2 separate regions of the Homo sapiens genome follow, and region 2 is linked to region 1. The links are chromatin contacts, found by Hi-C or POLR2A ChIA-PET in ENCODE. All regions are on one chromosome and are shown on one strand. The core of a region is the stretch at or near the end of the contact, and the rest is flanking DNA. Distances in the headings are between cores, read along the strand shown.

What was found. A loop is a pair of places that touch in the nucleus more often than their neighbours do. ChIA-PET counts read pairs that join two places held with the same protein, here RNA polymerase II (POLR2A). Pooled maps may share reads with other maps.
Region 2: a map of CD4-positive, alpha-beta T cell shows a loop between it and region 1 (11-fold over the local background). The contact joins the promoter of MIR222HG here to the promoter of MID1IP1-AS1 in region 1. A Hi-C loop is called at or near these places in 1 of 168 maps with a recorded cell type or tissue (CD4-positive, alpha-beta T cell) and 3 of 50 pooled maps. POLR2A ChIA-PET finds 5 or more read pairs at or near these places in 2 of 52 experiments (activated CD4-positive, alpha-beta T cell and activated CD8-positive, alpha-beta memory T cell).

The regions. Positions count from the first base shown.
Region 1 is chrX:38,802,369-38,805,435 of GRCh38, reverse strand. It overlaps MID1IP1-AS1 (MID1IP1 antisense RNA 1), which reads left to right and starts at 1,553. Exons shown (of 2, transcript NR_046706.1): 1 at 1,553-1,703. MID1IP1 (MID1 interacting protein 1) reads right to left here. Exons shown (of 3, transcript NM_021242.6): 2 at 1,023-2,901; 3 at 1-753. The coding sequence starts at 489. RefSeq lists a silencer at 1,221-1,440 and enhancers at 1,243-2,084, 2,085-2,926.
Region 2 is chrX:45,768,673-45,771,739 of GRCh38, reverse strand. It overlaps MIR222HG (miR222/221 cluster host gene), which reads left to right and starts at 1,473. Exons shown (of 2, transcript NR_170290.1): 1 at 1,473-1,655; 2 at 1,788-3,067.

The DNA of each region.
Region 1 (3,067 bases), core at 304-2,803:
GCGCGTGAGTTTCGAGAGCACAGTGTGCAGCCCGCGCAGGTGGTAGTGGAACTGCTGTTCCAGGTCTTCTTCGCCGGCGTCCGCACCCTCCAAGTGGCCCAGGTCCACCAGGATGTCCTTGGACTTCCAGGCACTGCCCTCCTCGCTCCCAGCCGGTGGAGGCGGCTGGTGCAGGACCCCCCACTCGATGTCGTTGCGGATGGACTTGAGAAGCACGTAGTGGCTGTACATGTCCCGAGAGGGCGCGAAAAAGCTGCCATTGGCGCTTCCCGAGTCGGGGACTGGGGGCGTGCGCTCCTCCAGGCAGCCGCCACTGCCGCCTACCTCCACGCCAACATCGTTGTCTAACCCGGGGTCAGCCAGGGGCACGTCGCGCAGCAAGCTGGGCACCATCACCGTCTGGTCCATGTTGTTCACGGCGCCAATGAAGCGATTCATGGCGTTAAAGAGCGAGTGCTTCTGGTTGTAGGTGTCGCAGATTTGCATCATGGTGGCCGCGCGGACGTTGGAGCGCAGGGACGCAGGGGCACGGGGATGGTCGGCCGGGTCAAGGGGATGCCCGCCTTCACGCGCTCTCCAAGGCCCGCGCTGGGGGCCTGGCTATAGCCGGTGTGGCGGGATTCCCGGCACTCCTCCGCCCTCGCCAACTCTCGTCTCGCTGGCAGACCGGCCCTGCGGGATGGGCGGCTTCTCCTGGCTTTGGCGCCCGGAAACTCGCGATGGCTGAGGGTGCTCTGTGGGTCGAGCCCTGGCCTGTTTGATACACGGAGACGAAAGAACAGATTAGATTATTCACCCTGCTAGGGGGCCTGGCGCCCTTGCCCGCGCGCACCCCCTTCTCTGGCTACAGCTCGTCCGGGACGGCGCCTGGGTGGCTCCCCGCGGCTGGGCAGTCCCACCTCCTCGCCCACCTACGGCCGCGGGGAGAAGGGTGTCCCCCCACCACCACAACTTCTCCCTCCGAAAAGCCTGAGCTCAAGCAACCAAGCTGGCCGGGGCAGCGATGGGGCGTGGGCACCCACCTCCTCTTGCGCCTTGAGACTCTCCTGCTCGTTGGCAATTCAGTGTTCTCGCTGCAAGCGGCTGCTACGCAAGGGCGCTGCTGCGGTCAGTGGCTGGACTGTGACTGCGGACGGCGGTGACTGCGTTGGCCCCCTACCCATCCCAGGTGCTCAATTTATAGTCCAGGAAAGGTGTCGCCGGCGCTCAGGGCCACCCCTGGTGTCTCCTCCTCCCGCCTCCCCCGGCAGCACCGAGATAAAAGGCCCAGGCCGGGATGACCGCGAGTAACACTCGCCCGGCCCTTTCTACAGCGGGGGCGGGGCGCGCCGGGCCAGCTCCGCCTCTCGCCTGATACCCGGGCTGAGGGAGGGCGCCGGGGCAGGCCAGGGCAGGGCAGGGCAGAGCAGAGGAGGAGGGATTGGAGCAGCTGGACCCCGCCAGCACCAAGCCCTGGGCAGGCCAGATGAGGAGGGCCGGGCACAGCGAGGGTCAAAAAGGCGTCGGCGTCCGGACCGACTGGAGGGTGGGGCTGGCATGTGGGGGCTGGGCGGGCCTTGCGCGCGCTCCCCGCGTGGGATGACCAGAATGCACGTGCCTTGGTTGCAGAGTGAGCCCCTCAGCCCCGAATCTGGAGTGGCCGCGGCCGGGAAACAGGAACCCGGGTTTATTATTAGCCGTCGGGGAAGAGGGGCCGGCAGCAGGTACAACTCCATCCTGGGACTCTTACGTAATAAAGGGTGACCGGGCATGCTGGGTGCACGTGGACGCGCGGTGCTCCCGCAGTGGCCCTGGCCTTGGTCAGCTATGGGGGGAGGGGAGCGTCAGAGGCTTTTGCCTCCCTCCTGGCGGGGTGGGATCTTTCCCAATCTTTCCTTTAACAGTGGTTGCCGGGGATGAAGAGGGGCACACTATCAGATCTGCTGATTCTTTGAAGAGATCTGCAAGTGGCAATGGGGAGAAGTCCATTTTTGTCCAAGTCGGCTACACAGTGATGCTGGAGAGCCTGGGCCATGTGGCCTTTTGGCTGCCAAGAGGCCAGGAGAGGGTGACAGTAGTTAGGTCTAGTCTTGGGTGTCTTTCACCATTTAACAGAGAAATGGGGAGGTGTCTAATTATTTTTGAGGGTGCTTGTGTGAAGTGTTCCTTTCAAAAGATAGTTCTTAAAGCACTGGGTCATTTAATAGGGCCTAAGCTATGTACCGAATCGCTGGATTTAACTTTTAAGAGCCTTGCACCTTGAATTTCACTTTGAGACTTCCAAACCACAGCCTATTTAATTTTTCCCATCTCATGTCCCTTGCCATATTCCTCATCCACCAGTCCTCTCTGGCAGTCCTACAATTATGTTCAATAAGATTCAAGCTTCTCATTTTAAATCCCTTTTCTCGGCCTGAAACGGTGGCTCACGCCTGTAATCCCAGCACTTTGGGAGGCCGAGGCGGGCGGATCACAAAGTCAGGGGTTCCAGACTAGCCTGGCCAACATGGTGAAACCCGGTCTCTACTAAAAATACAAAAATTAGCCGGGCGTGGTGGCCAGCGCCTGTAATCCCAGCTACTCGGGAGGATGAAGCAGGAGAATTGCTTGAACCCAGGAGGCGGAGTTGCAGTGAGCCGAGATCGTGCCACTGCACTCCAGCCTGGGCGACAGAGCAAGACTCTGTCTCAAATAAAAAAAAAAAAGATCCCTTTTCTCTAAAACTTAACAGAGGTCTCTGTCCCTAGTACAGTTTTTTCCCACGGGACAAAAAATGCCTAAGGAAGGGAGAACATAATAAAGGGGTTTCTTTCTCTCCCTCTTTCTTTCACATTAAGACCTACACTTAAATATTTTCCATAGAAAACCATCTTCCTAATTGTCTTTTGAATGAAATTCTGACTTGGTGCCACAAGGACTAATCTGTTGACAAAAAACAAACAAAACAAAACAAAGTCAGTGACCCTTGGAGACAGACCTAAGTCTGAGGACCCACTACCCCAAAACGTATTAGCTCTACATCACAGCCCATGTTTTCTTACTTGCAAAACTGGGATAGACCTATCAGGGTTTTGAAGGAAGATCAATG
Region 2 (3,067 bases), core at 224-2,723, 7.0 Mb before region 1:
CGCGGGCCCCAGACTTAGAGACTTGAATCTTCAGGATGGAAGGAGTCCAAGTCCCTCATGGTAAAGACCTCAAGTAAACCTAAATGTAGAAAACCTGTTTGCTACTCTTGTGTGAATTAAAACGTTTGGTTGCCTCCATTGTAAAAATTTCAGTGCACAGTTCTGAAATTTAAAATATTAGGGAACAGAGCCAGAGCGTTGCCATACCTTAAAAATAATCTTGCATCTCTCCTGTTTACATGATTCAATTCTTGAAACCAGTTGGAATGTGCGTCCTGATCTCTAAATGTACAAGTTATTTAAAAAAAATGTGAGCTTGTCAGCTTAGCTACAGCCACCAGTCTAATAAAACTGAGTCACATCCAAATGGGCTGCACTTAAACTACCCTCCCATTCTAGGGAAAACGTGGCTGGAGGAGGCAGTCTGAGTCATCACCTGGTTTGTTTGACATACACTTCCTTCCATAAATTGGGAATGGCAAGCGGCACAGTGTTCTGGGCTTGCCTGGGAGAAGGAGCTGTTGCAGTCTTGCACGATCAAAATAGGGCCTTTAGGTTTGAAGGATGAGGTTGAGCCCATATTTTGACTCCAAATGTCGGGGGAGGGGAGAAGAAGTCGACAGATCCAAACAAGGAACATTTGTAAGTACCATTTTTGGAGGTCGGAGCAATGGTAGGGGTGTTCGCAGTTGAATTTCTTCCTAAACATAAAAGGTGTTTAAGAGACAAATTGGGGGCATTCAAATAAAAATAAATGGGTATCTAGTTCACAAAGTGGGCTCGTTTACTTAACAAGAGTGTCCTTGATGTGTACAGTTTAAAATGATTGAGAGAGAGATGATTTGTTAGTTACCATACGAATCTGTTCTGGCAATGTTTAATTTCACTTAATTTATTTAACTATTTTAAAAGAAATGTATTTCACTTAGGAATCTTTTCATGGCCAATTTGAATCTCCTTCAGGGGTATTTTGAGGGGATGGGAAGAGAGGCTCATGTGTCTCGCACATTTTCTTACAGCGGTTTTGCAGAGGCTCACTGGAGCTTTTTAAAATAAAAAAGTTTAGAATGTAAAATTATTGGAGACTATAGAGGAAGGGGAAGGAGGAGTAGATTTATAGCTGAAGTGGGTTTGTAAACTCAGCGTCTGCTTTGGGATTATTTTTTAATATGTGCCAGACATTCTTCTGATTTTCATCCTGGCTTGGTTGTGGCTCTTTCTCTGTCTGTGTGAGGCTGGGGTGTTCCCTGTTTTAAAGCCGTAGTTGTCGCAGCCTGGGCGTTTTCTGTTTCGGCTTATGGCTTTTTTTCTCTTTTCCTGAATGAGTGTCCTTTGTGTAACCCCAGTAATTCAGAAATCCTGCAGTCATAGGGACTGCCCTATCATGTGACTTAGGTACTAGGTGCTGGCTGCGATTGGTCAGCAGCTAATTGGCGGGTCCCTATAAGAGGTCTTGGGTCGGGCGTCCGGCCACTCTCCTGCCTGGGCTGCTGCTCAACGGGGGCTGGGGGTGTGTGGGGCGGGGGTGGTCTGTCCAGTGATTCAGCCACATGTGATAGATGACCAAGTGACTGCTTTCTTGGAGTCCGCACACCAGTGGAAGACTCTCAAAGTGGTTGTGACCGACTTGATCAAACTCTAGGCTTCCTGAACTGGTAACTGTCACTTTAATATAGGTTACTGATTAAACTCAGAAAAATGCAGCTTAAAATCTTTGCCAGGAACTTGTGTGGACTTATTCCCTGTTCCCCCCCCCACCCCCCTTGTTCTGATTTGTTTTGTCACAGGAATGAAATGCAGATAACTCTTTAGAAAACTTTTGTAGGAAAAGCGCCTCGTGTGATCTGGAACAAAGACGTTTTATAATCAGATTTATCAAGCTGCGAAGAGGGAGTTTTAGTGAACGGAAGCAGCAGCATTCTGTCACCAGGAAATACTCCTTTATCCAGAATTGGTAAGTGAAAAGTGGCATTGCTCCCTAATAGATATCATATGCGTGTGTGGGAATTGAAAAATTGTTCACAGACCCCTAACAACTGTGTTGAACAGAGAACACATAAACAGTGAGGAGTTCTAAAAAAGAGCAGCACGAGAATACCGCATAAAGACTGAGAAGAAGCCAGGTAATTAACAAAAATGAGCTGAGTGCTATCAGTTTAGCTAAACATATGTAATACAGCTAGATTTGGTTGTTTTATTTTTTCTTGTTAGTGGAGGAGAAACATAAAATCAGAATGGGCTGTTTAGTAGAATTGCGACATTAACTTTCCATGGATGTAGATTTCCATTTAGTCTGAATAGCATGTATGAAATTTGAAGGGATGCTTTCAGAATTAGTCTACTTGCCCTCCTTTCCTTTCCTCTGCATTAAGATGTCAAGTATTTAGTTAGAACCTTACAAGATGAAAGTTGTACAAAATGAAAGTTCAAGTAATGCGTCGGAAACACCTCTCCTGATTGGGAAGGGTAGATTACAATGGCAATAGATTTTTGTTTTTTGTTTCTTACATTTGTGTCACGAATTTTAAGTTTGTTCTATTGGATTACATTAGTACAGCAAAAGGGGGGTTATTTCTATCTATATGGTTCATGACATTTTGAGAGGTCGTGATTAGTAGTTCTTACTGGTTTCGTATGCGTGTTCCTGCCTGTTGAATTCAGTTTTCTAATCTTGAATCTGAGCTGCCTTTATGTTAAAGGGTTCTAGAAAAAGACAATAAAGCTTTGAATACCCGTGTTATATACAACAGGTTCCTGTTCATGATGTATAAGGTAACGCAATTTTATTTTAGGCATGAATGTCTAATTTCTTGATTTGGCTTCTTAAGAATATACTGAAAAGGTTGAATAGAATAAGAAAAAGAACATTAGAAAAGAATGGTGGGTGACTGCCTGATTTTACTAGTTTCTTATTGGTCAATAGAAGTAATCATGTGATGTCTACTTATAGAAGCAAATGGAAAAAATTTTTCTTCTTTAACTGCTAACAAGTATATAGGCAATTTTAGCAATCTTCATTTATTAATTTGAATATATAATTATAACTGTTATTAACAGAATAAGTTTT